Regions from separate parts of the Mus musculus genome. Here all the other regions are linked to region 3. The links are chromatin contacts, found by Hi-C or POLR2A ChIA-PET in ENCODE. All regions are on one chromosome and are shown on one strand. The core of a region is the stretch at or near the end of the contact, and the rest is flanking DNA. Distances in the headings are between cores, read along the strand shown. Region 1 holds the start of Pfkfb4 (6-phosphofructo-2-kinase/fructose-2,6-biphosphatase 4). Region 2 holds the start of Ccdc51 (coiled-coil domain containing 51). Region 3 holds the start of Slc26a6 (solute carrier family 26, member 6).

Evidence for each region. Hi-C counts contacts between places; a loop is a spot of excess contacts on that map. ChIA-PET counts read pairs that join two places held with the same protein, here RNA polymerase II (POLR2A).
Region 1: POLR2A ChIA-PET joins it to region 3 with 16 read pairs in embryonic stem cell. The contact joins the promoter of Pfkfb4 here to the promoter of Slc26a6 in region 3. POLR2A ChIA-PET finds 5 or more read pairs at or near these places in 3 of 5 experiments (Patski and embryonic stem cell).
Region 2: a map of T-helper 17 cell shows a loop between it and region 3 (2.8-fold over the local background). The contact joins the promoter of Ccdc51 here to the promoter of Slc26a6 in region 3. A Hi-C loop is called at or near these places in 3 of 37 maps with a recorded cell type or tissue (T-helper 1 cell, T-helper 17 cell and regulatory T cell). POLR2A ChIA-PET finds 5 or more read pairs at or near these places in 1 of 5 experiments (embryonic stem cell).

What each region holds. Positions count from the first base shown.
Region 1 is chr9:108,990,464-108,994,665 of GRCm38, reverse strand. Pfkfb4 (6-phosphofructo-2-kinase/fructose-2,6-biphosphatase 4) reads right to left here and starts at 2,764. Exons shown (of 14, transcript NM_173019.5): 1 at 2,554-2,764. The coding sequence starts at 2,650.
Region 2 is chr9:109,081,019-109,085,658 of GRCm38, reverse strand. It overlaps Ccdc51 (coiled-coil domain containing 51), which reads right to left and starts at 3,163. Exons shown (of 4, transcript NM_025689.4): 1 at 3,092-3,163. It overlaps Tma7 (translational machinery associated 7), which reads left to right and starts at 3,278. Exons shown (of 4, transcript NM_183250.2): 1 at 3,278-3,332; 2 at 3,433-3,488; 3 at 3,570-3,657. The coding sequence starts at 3,317.
Region 3 is chr9:108,852,288-108,856,271 of GRCm38, reverse strand. It overlaps Slc26a6 (solute carrier family 26, member 6), which reads right to left and starts at 2,229. Exons shown (of 20, transcript NM_134420.4): 1 at 1,438-2,229; 2 at 330-495; 3 at 110-249. The coding sequence starts at 448. Celsr3 (cadherin, EGF LAG seven-pass G-type receptor 3) reads right to left here. Exons shown (of 36, transcript NM_001359572.1): 36 at 3,303-3,984.

The DNA of each region.
Region 1 (4,202 bases), core at 1,515-4,014, 140 kb before region 3:
AGGAAACTTAAAAAGAAAGAAACAAAGGAAGACGGACGGACAGGCAGGCCAGCAGACAGACAGAGGCAAGAGAACACAAGGTCAACACTAGCCCAGTCTACTACATCCTCAAAAACAAAAAACAATATCCTACCTGCCACGGTACTGGGGTCCCTCATGCCCTGTCCCATCTCCTCAGAGCTCCTAAAGGTCTAAGCTGGGATGCTAATGGTAAGGAAGACTAATAGCTTCCAGACACGTCGGCGTGGCTCTGGGTTATATAAATGTATCAAATTTTATCAACTGCTTATGGTGTTCGAGACTGGAGAACGTGCCTGTGTCAATTGGCACCAACACCAACACCCCAAGGAGCTGGGGACCCCGAGGAGCTGGGGACAGCAGAGAAAACCCACCAGCAGCCCCAACTAGAAGCAGGCATTTTCTTCCTCGGAAGGGTCTTGGTCAGGCCATCTATCCTTCCTTGCCCTAGGGGCTTTACTGTCCTGGCAGTCTTCCAACCTGGCCCCAGGTCACTGGTCACAGGTGCATACAGAGAGGCTGACTGGCTGTGCTGTGACCTCTGGGATCCCTGGCTAGGGCACACATCTGTAAGCCTCATCTTTGGCCATGTCACCTCCCGTCCAGAAAAGTGTATGTAGCCTTGGCTGTTCTGGAACTCATTGTCAGGCTGGCCTTGAACTCAGAGATCCATATGCCTCCTCTGTCTCCCTGGGACGAAAGACACGTGCCACAACCACGTGATACAAGAGCCACATTTCAATCCTATACTTAGAACTTAGGGAAAGATGTACAGGCCTGGCCTTGGGAGCAGACAGAAGGGTCTGGCTCAGGCTGACACCTCAGTCCCCGACTCTGATGTAATAAAAGGCAAAAAGGAGATTGGTGGTGGTGAGATCTACTTTCCTTTCTTCCCTCTGTTTGTGTTTTGTTTTGTTTGTTTATTTTTGAGACAGAGTCACTCTACAAAGCCCTCACCACCCTGGGACGCACTATGTACTTTGAGTTGCTTCAAACTCAAAGAGATCCTCCTGCCTCTGCCTCCTGAGTGCTGGGATCAAAGGTTTGCACCACCACACCCAGCTTGCTTCCAATTTTCAAGTATTTACTTGTTAGAGGCAAAAATGACAATGGTCTCATCCTAGGCTGAGGTCTAAGGGTTGGCTCCTTGTCCAAGATCACACAGCTGGTCCAGGATGTGGCTTGAGCGTTACTGTCCCCAAAGTCCAGGTCCCTGCCCTTCTGTAACGGGGGCAGCCACCCTCTGGTCTGGACGGCTGTCCTAATAGACTGGCAAGGAGCTTCTGATTAATTCTTCCTTTTGGAAGCTGGCCAGGCTAAATCCACAGCCCCTGAGGACTCAGAATGTGTCTGTCTGCACAGCTATGGCTCCACCAGTACCCATACTGTGGTCAGAGCCACCACCCACAGGAACACAGTCTGCTTCTGAACTACTGCCATTCTAGGAGGACCCAAGTCATGATCATATAACACACGCCTTCCCCACTCCCAACCCCTCTCATTATGGTAATGGTCAAAGTCGTGGCCTCAGGCTGGCCTTGGCCACAGAAGCGTAGAGGACCCTCCCCTCCCTTATCACACACAGCAGCCTTTAGGAATGCACGGAGACCCTGGCACATCACACAACAGCCTGATCTCCATTTCCATATCTGCGCCACCAGTTGTACGAGATGTTCTCTGAGGTCTTTGCCAAGCTGCAAATTCATTACAATATTTGAGTTACTTATAAAACAATTTTTTTCTTTTCCCTGTCAATAAAAAATTACAGACTCGTTCAAGAACAAACAGAAAAGCCAAGGAAGTAGATGAGAACACTCAGGATCCCAGAAGAGGTAAGTCACTTCGCAATTCACAAATTCCAGCATAGTTCTTTGATGTTTGACTCTCCTGTGCAGTTATTTAACAGTGAACTCAAGTGGGTGCTTCCACATCCAGGGGCACAGATATAGGTCCATATGGTGTGCCGTTCCCACTGTCCAAATCTTGACAACTGTACTCCCCCAAAGTTCCTCTAAAACTTTGGCATTAAAACCAAGGGGTACCTGAGGACTACTAACTAGCCCATGGCTAGGCTTTCAAAAGTTCTCAGCTCAAAGAAGCCAACTGCCTTGTCTGGAGCTACACAACTCAGTTTCCAGCCAGACTTCCCGCTAGCCCACTCTGTGGCCAGGAGAGAGTAAAGAGCCACGGCCACAAACGAAGTCCTCTTCTATACACAGGCACTGGAAACAGCTCGGGTCGGTGCCTATCCACTGGGTCAGACCCAGTCTCCAACAGACTGAGATGTCCCCTCACATCTGTCCCCACTCCTGCTTCACCACACTTCTGCGGGCCACTGTCACGGTACCACGGTCACTCCCGCTCACCTGTTCTCAGCCTCTCACCTGTCCCCGACTCCGCCCACCAGTTACAATAGCCTCACCGGTGCCTGCTTCTCTACCAGTCTCCTGCCTTTTCACTCGAGACCCTCGTCTAGGCCGTCTACCCACCCATCAGGGTTCACCTTCTCTCTCTCCTTTAGGACCCCGGTCTTACCACCACGCTGGCTGGCGTGCAGAGCGGGCCTGCCATTGCTGTACGGCATCCAGATCTTCTTCAGGGGATTCTGGGTCAGTTCCCGTGGAGACGCCATCCCTGGGCTGGGATGAATCGGACTGCGCTGCTACTCACCCAGCAACCGGGCCACCTCGGGCCACCCGAGGTCCCGCCCCTCCGGCCCCGCCCACCCTCTAGCGGCTCCAACTCTTGTCAATCTTCTCGCAGGCCCGCCCCAGAACTAATAGGCTCCACCCAAACTAAAGAGGCACTGGCCTACGACTACGCATGCCCAATTTTACTATAGCTTCTTTTGGACTAAGCACGCCCCATCCGTCAAACCAGAGTTGATAACGCGCATGCTCAATACTAGCTACCTTTGACACCCGGATTATGCAGACCCCGCCCCGGATGTGAAGTTTACTGTACTCAACCAGATTGTTCTTATATGCATAGGCCCCACTCATGGTCCCGCCCAGGGTGCTGCAGCCCTGCCCCAAAGCTTGTGTGGCCTCTTACTCCCTTGAGAAATGTGACCTCACAGTCGCCTACTGAGAAGGGTACGGAGAAGCTGAGCAGGCCTGCGTGATCCTCAGAGCCGGATAGTCTGGACCAGCGTGGCACTTGTCCCTGAATGGCTCTAATGACTGACTTGCTGCCCTGGAAGTCAACCACCGCTGCGCCCTCCTGGACCTTCTTCGTTCCTCCTCGGTTGCTTTTAGCCTTGAAACTTCCCGGGTCCACAAGAACAACTTGTTCAACCACACAGAAAAAGTTCCCTTCTCTTAGGGACATAAACACAGAATACATCTCAAAATCGACCATGTTTTGGCCTGGCTGCTGGGGAATTTAGGCTAAATCTCTGAAATATATGAACAAGCTGTTTGGGGTCTCACTAAGCAGTATTCTGATTTTCTTCCCAGGATTTATATTTTACCAATTATAATTTTATTGCTGTTTGGTTTTTCTTTCTTTTGGGGGGGAGAAGAAGGGCTGGTTTCATGTTGCCAGGCTGTCCTGGAACTTAATGTGTAGCTGAGGATAACCTTGAACTTCTGCTCATCTTGCTTTCACCTTCCAAGCTCCAGTGTTTCCACAGAGTTTATGCAGGGAATCGAACCTAGAGAACCTAAGGCTTTGTGTATGCTAAGTAAGCTAACCCCAGCCCCAATTAGTGTTTTAATAATGAATTTTTTTTTTAACGAGCTTCTGTCTCTTCATCAGGAAAATGAGATGCAGACGTCATCAATTTTACAAGACTGTGGTACAGATTAAATGTGTCAGCCTCAGAAATCTGTTTAAAAACATGTGGGCGTTCTCATTCATTATATTACCTCCCTCTCTGCCTTTGAAAATGTACTGGGACAAGGGCCCAGGGCCAGGGCTGGCAGCTCAGGCTTAAGGGCTAAAGTGGTACCATATGAACGAATTCTCCAGCTGGGCGACCCCCAGTGAACATGACCCCTTAGAGGCCAGTGAGGGGTGGTGTTCGGAAGTCACTCTTCTGCGTTTGACCCCCACCAGTCTCCAGAAAGCTCAGGCCTCTTCTTTCTGCTCAGCCCCGCCTCTCCAAACTGTATATTTTCTGTGCAGGCCCCAGCAACAGGGTTTGAATCTCGATCTCACTACCCTCTAGTGATGCCCTCCAC
Region 2 (4,640 bases), core at 1,914-4,413, 230 kb before region 3:
CTCAGCTTTCTCTCTTGATTTTAAAATAAAAACAAAACCCAAAAAAAAAACCAAACATGCTTCTTAAGAAGAGCAACACACATCTCAGACACTGCTCAGTAGCTGATGAGACACCTCACCCAGCCACTGGCCCTGCGTACCATCAGACCCCTTGGCAGATTGTCAGAACTTCCTTCTCCACTTGCTCTCAACCTCTCTGAGAGCCTTCCTTGCCACCCTTGTCCAGACAAGTATCTGCTCAAATGTCACCTGGTCCTTGTCCAGATCACCTCCACCTCTGCCAATTCTTGATTCCCTGTCATTTGCCCTTCGTCAGCCTATGCATTGTGATGGCTCCCTCTTCCTTCAAAGGTCACTTTCATTTGGCTTCCATTTGCCCCCATCTCTCTAACTGCCAGACACTTTGCAGCCCAATGCTAGCAGGGGCTGAGATGGCTTCGTGGTGGAGAGAGCATCCTGCTCTTGCAGGGAAAACAAATTTGGTTCCCAGTATGCAGATCAGTACTTGTATCACCTAAAACTCCAGTTACAGGGACTGACCGCCCCCTTCTGGGCTCCATGGACATCTGCATTTACCTTCACATTCCTCCATAGACACACAAAAGCACATGTAACTAAAATAAAATATAAGGGCTAGGTGTAATGGCACATGCCTTTAATTCCTGCACACAGGAAGCAGAGGCAGGTGGACCTCTGTGAGTTCAAGGCCAGCCTGGTCTACACTGTGAGTTCCCAGTCAGCCAAGGCTACATAGTGAGATCCTGTCTCAAAAATCAATCAATCAATCAACAAACAAAATAGAAAATATTTTTAAATAATTTACTTTATAACTGGGTATGGTAGCATATGCCTTTAACCCAAGTACTCAGAAGGCAGAAGCAGGCAGATCTCTGTGAGTTCTAGGCTAACCAGGCCTACACAGTAAGCCAGTCTTTAAAAAAAAAAAAAAACTCTCCAAGCAGTGGTGGTGCACGCCTTTAATCCCAGCACTTGGGAGGCAGGGGCAGATGTATTTCTGAGTTCGAGGCCAGCCTAGTCTACAGAGTGAGTTCCTAGACAGCCAAGGCTACACAGAGAAACCCTGTCTCCAAAAACCAAAACCAAACAAACAAACTCAAAAACCTGGTTTTGGGGCCTGGAGAGATGACCTAGTGGTTAAGGGCATTTGCTGCTTTCAGAGGTCCAGGGTTTTGTTCCCAGGACATACATCACAACCACCAGCTCTAGGGGATCCAACTCCCTCTGCTGCTTCACAGCTTCATGCATATGGTACATGGATGGACAAGCAGACACACAGATACATGCGTAAAAATTAAAAATATATTAACAAAACAAACAAGAAACCCCACAGGGCTAGGCTAAGTGGTACAGTATCGGGGAGCCCTGGGCTTGATCCCAGCATTGGGAGGAAAGTGAAAAGACTCCGCCTGCTCCATAAGGTGCTCAGACCTGCAATCCCTACACTTGGGAGGCTGGGCAGGAAGACGTCTACAGCGTGAGTCTCTATTTCAAACCCAGAAAGAGTGGGAGGAAATGCTTCCATAGTTGGTTGTAGTAATATTTGTATAATCTTTGATGTATTAGAATCACTGAATTATATAAATTAAATAGCTAAGCTATATAGTAAGCTTTATATCAGTAAACCTGTTATTAAAAAAAATAATAACTGGGCTGGAGAGATGGTTCAGAGGCTAAGAGGGCATATAAATTAGTTTGACTCCTAGCACTTAGCCACACTAGGCAAGTCACAACTACCTGTAACTCCTGCTCTGGGGTACCCGATGGCTCTGGCCTCTGGGGTCTTTCTTTCACTCTCTCATATACACATACATTCACACACTCATAACTAGATTTTTCCCTCAAAAACTGGGCATATAGTTCAATTATACAGCACTTACCTAACATGAGTGAGGCCCTAGGTTCAAGCCTTTATTGCACACATTCATTCAAGCAAGCAAACACACACACACACACACACACACACACACACACACCCCTCCGTCACTTCTTCAGCTGAAGCATCTCTTCAGGATTTTATATTATCTAACTGTATCACTGCTTGAAACGTAATAGTAATCCATCTTTCCTGCTACTGTGGTTAATGGGAACTCAGGTACAAATGCTAGGCTGACAAACTCACATCACCCTAATTAATCCCTCTTGTTTTCTCTCCTAACTCAAATCCAATCTATTAGCAAAATCCTGCTGACTTTCTAAGCCTAGGAGTCTCCCCAACCCCCATCTCTGTCAGGTATACAAAGTGGTCTCGCTGGCTAGCATGCCATGGCTGGACTACCCCTCACTCATCTCCATTCCATCTCAACAGCCTTCAACAGTCCCGCAGTTTCTTCAGGGCAAAAGTCAACGCCTTCTCCACAGCTTCAGGGGATCTGACTCTCATTGTCTCTCCATTTTCGACTGCTTTCTCACTCCTTCCAATCATATGAAGGACTGGAACACACAAGGCCGTCTTCCACTCAGGGCCTTGGCACTGCCTAGCTCTTCCCTGTTCACAGTTGTCTCCCTGGCCTTCCTAAAGTCCTGCTCAGAGAGCCCCTGGAGAAGTCTTTTTTAACTACCCTAGCAAAAATGACATCCCACCAAGGGAGCATTCCTTAACCACTTTCTCTGCTTTTTTTTTTTTTCCTCCCCACACAGGTCACATAAGGTGTGATGCGTATTTTACTTATTTGCTCTGCGGTAGGTTTGTCTTGCTACAATGTCAGCGTTCCTCAAGCCTCAGTCCAGAATACAATGTATCTATACAAAGTACATACTCAAAAAAACGAACTAGAAGAAAGAATTTGCAAACACTTGCACTCATTGTTTCAATAAGTCCGAACTTTTTCCCGCGGCTTCTGAAGCTGAGGACTGGGTGATAATTGGCCACTACCCACTTCTGCCATCTCCTATCCCATCTCGTGCCCGCCACTTGAGCTTTCCTCGGTTCCGGAAAGGCACTTGCATGTACCCTCCCCTCCACCTGCAATGCTTTCTTTCTGTGCCGGATTACAAGCTTTATAGGCAGACACCATCCCCCACTCCCACGGTTTCGGATAAACCCAGGCAGAAGGAGCCTTCCGCCCCGTACCTGAATTGCCTAAGCCTATTAGGCTCCAGCAGAAAGCCCCGCGTCTGCCACTCAATTGACCCCTGACCGGTCAGCACCCGCCCCTGAAGGCATCCTTTAAAATACGTGAGGGTGACTTCCTGCCTAGCAGCCAATCAGGGGCCACGCATAGGTGCGGCATAAGCGAAGGCTGTAAGTCCTGTTTCCGGCATACGATCAGGGGCTGGTGAAGGGGCTGGAGGCGCCATGTCGGGCCGGGAAGGTAAGGCTATTTGGAGATCGGGGGTGGGACGGATGGATGGGGAACCATGGGAGGGCGATCGATGGCGGGGATGGGCCGAGCATGCTCGTGTCGCCCACAGGTGGCAAAAAGAAGCCCCTGAAACAGCCCAAGAAGCAGGCCAAGGAGATGGACGAGGTGAGGACGGGAGCGGAGGCCGGGCGGGCGCTGAGGGTATGGGCGACTGGACTGGAGTGAACCTGCTTTGCCTCTCTGCAGGAAGATAAGGCTTTCAAGCAGAAACAAAAGGAGGAACAGAAGAAACTCGAAGAGCTAAAAGCCAAGGCCGCCGGGAAGGGCCCCCTGGGTAAGTGAAGATCGAGCTATTGTAGGTATACTAGGGCAGGACAGGTCTGTTCCGGGGGTCGTTGGTGAACTACTGGGTCTGGTGTACACTCTGGCCAAGCCCCCTGCCTTGGGTTTGTGCAGTTCGAAGAGGGCGGGAGTGGAAACGTTGCCTCTCAAGACAGTCATGGGCTTCCAGTTCATGGAGAAGCTACAGAAGTGGAAACACCAACATGTACGCCGCACAGACACATATAGCTAAGTTTCTGAGTATCCTCCTGTTTCTGGTTACAAACTAGCAATTCACTTTATAGGTTGTTAACCTTAGAACATAGGACTTTTTTTACTTGCTGGTCGTGTTATCAGTAATGATACTGAGTCGTGCTATCTAGACTAGAGGATAAAAGTCCAGGCTCCTTAGCATGTATTTCGCTCTGGGTACTATTTTGTTTTGTGGCTATGCTGGGGAGCACACTCATTTGTGCAAAGCAAACCCTCCCTCTTGAGCTGTAGCCTACGCTCCATGCTCTCTCTGTGCCTTGCCCACGATTTTTTCTCTTGAGAGTGAATCACAGGTCCAGGAGTCCTAATATCTCATTAAGAAAAGTTTTAATTTTTGTATTTAAGCATATAGGTGTTTTTTATGCATGCATATCTGTGTACCATGTGTGTGCAGTGCCCTGGAAGACCAGACAAAGGTCTCCTGGGACTGTAGTTACAGACAGTTGTGAACTGGGAATTGAACCCAGATCCCCTGGAAGAGCAGCCAGTACTCTTAAATGCTGAGCCATCTCTCTAACCTTTGTTGTTGTTTTTTAAATTGATAGACAAGTTCTCTACCATTTGGGCAGTGGTGGCTCACATCTTTAATCCCAGCACTTGGGAGGCAGAGGCAGGGGGATTTCTGAGTTCGAGGACAGCCAGGGCTACACAGAGAAACCCTGCCAAAAAAAAGTTTCTGAGGCTGGCCTTGAATTTTAGATTCTCCTGCCTTCACCTAGATAG
Region 3 (3,984 bases), core at 980-3,479:
CCAAGCCCTGGGCTCAGGGGGTCATAGCTCCAAGAGCAGAGGTCTTGGCTTCTGGTTTGACACTTCACAGACCACAGAACTTGCAACCCTGAGGTTGGAGGTAGCTCACCCTGAGGAAGCTGCATGATGGCCACACTCAGGCCAGATAACAGATCACCCAGGAGCCATTCACGCACAGGATACCGGGGTAACCAGCCCAGGACTGGAACGTGCTGGAGCAGAAGAGAATGGGCCCGAGCACGGGAGCATCTAGGACGGAGAAAAGTCTGTTACAGGGTGGACTGTCTGGGCCTTGAAAGAACCCCCAGAACCTCTCCCCTCATCATTACCGGAACCAAGTTCGCCACTGGTGGGTCTTCGCCGCTGGGCCCCAATGCCCCAGATCTTCTAGCTGCTCCTGGTTCAGCAATGGCCTTTCCACATGGTAGTCTCTCCTCTGCAGCTCCATTTCTTGGGCTGCAGACAGGAGTGCCTGCGTCTGATGTGTCCCTTGGTCTAGAGAGGTGAGACCACAGATATACAATAGAACTTCTACTTGGGACCACAGAGCCACATACCTGAGTTTTCTGGGCTCAAAGATCAAGGGTAGAGCTAACTCTGCTGGTCTCTGAGGGCCCCGTGCTCACACCCTGACAGAGGCAGTATCTGAACTTTGGCTGCTGGAAGACTCTTTCTGGGCCAAAGTCTCTCCGGAAGGGAGAGATGGATGAGCATGCCCACACATCCAGCTCAGGTGTGGCTGCCCAGCCCCGAGTACCACTTCAAGTCCAAGTCCAGGTCTGGGTCCAGGTCCAAACTGACTGCGCTTCCTAGCCCCTACCTCTCAGGCCCTTGGCTTCCTTCCCTGAATCAATTCCTGTCCAGTCCCCTTTCCAGCTTTTCCACCAGGAGCCCAACCTTGTTGGCTGAGAGCGAGTTGACAGATAAGAACTAGCAAACCAGAGGTCTGTAAGCAATACTGCCCTCCAGTTTCAGGACAGGGTCCAGCAAGACTCCAGGGTCGAAGCTCTCACCTCCAGGGAGTTTTGACAGGCTCCCACTCGAAGTAGAGAGACTTCACCTGGGAACAGGAGCTTTTGGAAGCCAATCCAACCTGGAGGGAACTCTGCCCTGAAAGCTTTCACCAGCCAGGCAAGTTCTGACCGGGGGTGTGGGAATCTCTCATCGGGAGGCACTTCTCTGGAGAGGCACTTCTCTCGGAAGTGGGAGACTTTACCAGAGAATAGGATCTGAGGGGGTCTCTCAGAAGAAACTCTGATCTGGGGGGGGGGTGCCTCCATATGGAATGCAGCTCTCTATAAATATATTTCAGGGGAAACAAATTTGGAGTGGGCAGGGGGGAGGGGCTAGCCTGTGGGAAAGATATCACCTGTGAGTTCTGATCTAGGAGAGGCTATAACCAGGGGAGAGAATCCCACCAGAGGGGTAGGAACTCACCTGGGAAGACTCTCTAACCTGGGTATCCAATGGAGGAGGGAGCAGTGCAGACGCAAGGAAGATCTTCAGAGATTCTCTGCACCGCGGGCTCCAGGAGATCTCAGCGGCCCCTCTCCCCTCCTTCAAGATCTCTCAAGTCTTCTTAAAGGGCTCCCTCCCCTTACCAGGCGGCACGCGCCTTGGAGGGCGGAGCCTTGATGCTTGGCACCTCCCTTTGGGAGGGCACAAGGGCCGGCAGCGACAAATGTGAACAGTACCCTGCCGACTCAGGCCGCGGCTGGTCCACCGCCTGGCTAGAGCCTGTCTTGCAGCGGTTTCTCTCCCAGTCCCAACGCGCCCAGCTGGCACACCTCCCGTGCCAGGACTCCTCGGTAAGCAGCAACTTCCCTGCAGCGCCCTTATTAGCACTCCAGGGACGTTCAGTACAACCCTCAAGAGCTGGGGTCGCGCCAGAGCCCGCCCCCATCCCTCGCTGTTGATGGATAACCTCCTTCGGAAAATCGGCAAGGCGGTAAACTAAGGCTCCGCAGACGGGAAATGCCTGTCGGGGACTTGGAGGTTCCCTTCCTGAATTGACCCAGGCCGGGAGTCACAGAACTACTAGCGCTTCGCGGGCACGCGGAATTTGGGCAGCGCCCTGCAACTCACCGGACCCATCGGGAAGTCCCATGGCCCTCAGAGGGTAACTCGTGTACCGCTTTTCAAACAGCTCCCCCAGGAGGCCACTACCGGCTAGAAGGTGGCGCCAGGCCCAGAACTTGGCCGGCCGCAAGCTCCACCGCTAGGATGTGCAAGATCAGACCAATCAGAATTCTGGGGGTGGAATCCAAGTCATACTCTCTGGGCGGGGCGAGCCCGGAGAATAAAATTTTAACCCTTTCCTTCCCGTCGGCCTAGCTTCTGTCCCTGCCTGCGATTCTTGTTAACCTGCTGGGAGCTGGAGCATTCTGCTGAGACTGGAGGACTGGAACGAAGGCCCAGCGCTACGCTTGGCCAATGTTATGCCTCTGTGCCCTTAAGTGGCTGGACCTAATTGTATGCTTTGTAGAAGGTCCCCACTTTATGCAGAGGAGACATTCTTGACCGATCTGGATGCCTAGGTGTGCAACCAGGGGCCCCAGCCTCAACTGTGGGAGATCTAGGCCTGTAGGGTCTCTCAGGGACCACCAAGCTGTGAGTATCACCCTCAGATTTTTCCTTCTGAGACCTGGCACAGTGGTCCTCAAGACCAGCCCCACCCCACCTCCATTTCTTTTTTTCCAGACAAGTTTTCTCTGTTTAGCCTTGGCTGTCCTGGAACTCTCTGTAGACCAGACTTGTCTACAGAGATCCACCTGCCTCTGCCTAGTGAGTGCTGGGATTAAAGAAGAGATCAAAGGTATTTGTCACCATGGGTGGCTTCTTAAGCCCCCCCCCCCCCTTTCACTTTCACACCTGGCTGCCTAGACTGGAAATGGAGCACTCAGGATCCTTTCCAGGTCTGGAAGCTCTGGCCTGATCCAAGTGAGAAAAGACCAGTAAGGGCCAGAGTGTGGGTGGGTAAGCAGGAACTGAAGTGGGAACGCCTAGGTTTGGGGTGACTAATGGGCAGGGCCACAAATGTCAGCCTCTGGATATTAAGGAAACCCTCATATGACTGCCTAGACCAGGAAAGTGGCTTCTCTTGGCGCAGCTCCTGCGCTCCAACTTCAGGCTCCAGTCACAAGGTGAGAGGCCATATTTCAGAAAGAAATGGGAACCTGGTCCAAATCTCCCATGAAATGGGCTAAAAATAACTGGCTATTTTGGAGGGAGGAGAGCTCAGAGTCCTACAAAGGTCATCCTGGGTGAGTATTCTCAACAGCTGAGACAGAAAGAGGAACAAGTGTTTTCTATAGAAGTTTATTCCCAAAACAGAGCGCGGCTTCACGGAACAATTTACACAGACAGGAAAGAGGGCCACTGTTGGAAGGGGACCCCAGAGACGGGCATCTACAGAACCTAGGACATAGCAAGGACACTCTCCCAACCGACAGGCCTCTCAGCCCTTCAAGGGCAGGGGTCAGTCTGGGTAAAGAGAGCTGGGGACCTGGCTGGTGGGATTTGGCACAGGCAGTGAAGTGGGATTTTTTTGAATCTCAGAAACTGCCTCCCAAGAGTAAACACAGGGTAGGGGTGGGTGGCGGCTGCACAGAACCCCGGTCCTGAGCCACTTTCGGGGCAAGCTGTTAGAAGACTCAGCTGACCTTTGACCTGGGAAAAGTTGGGATTAGAAGCCTACCTCAAGATGGCCAGGTCCAGGGGCATCGCAGGTGGGTCTTTTAGGCCCCTCCCCCACTTTTTCTACCTTTCACTTGTAAACAAAGAGGGGGAAACATTCTGAACTATAAAACAAAGTGTGTAAGTTCAATGGTTGAAGCTGTAAACAATAAATAAAACCCAACCATGTTAAAAAAATAATCTTGATCTGTAAACAAAGTAACAAAAATGTAAAGTCCCCAGCACTGGACATCAGACAACTAACAAGAGAGTTTTGTGAGCAGGATCCTAACAGTTACCTGTCCCTTT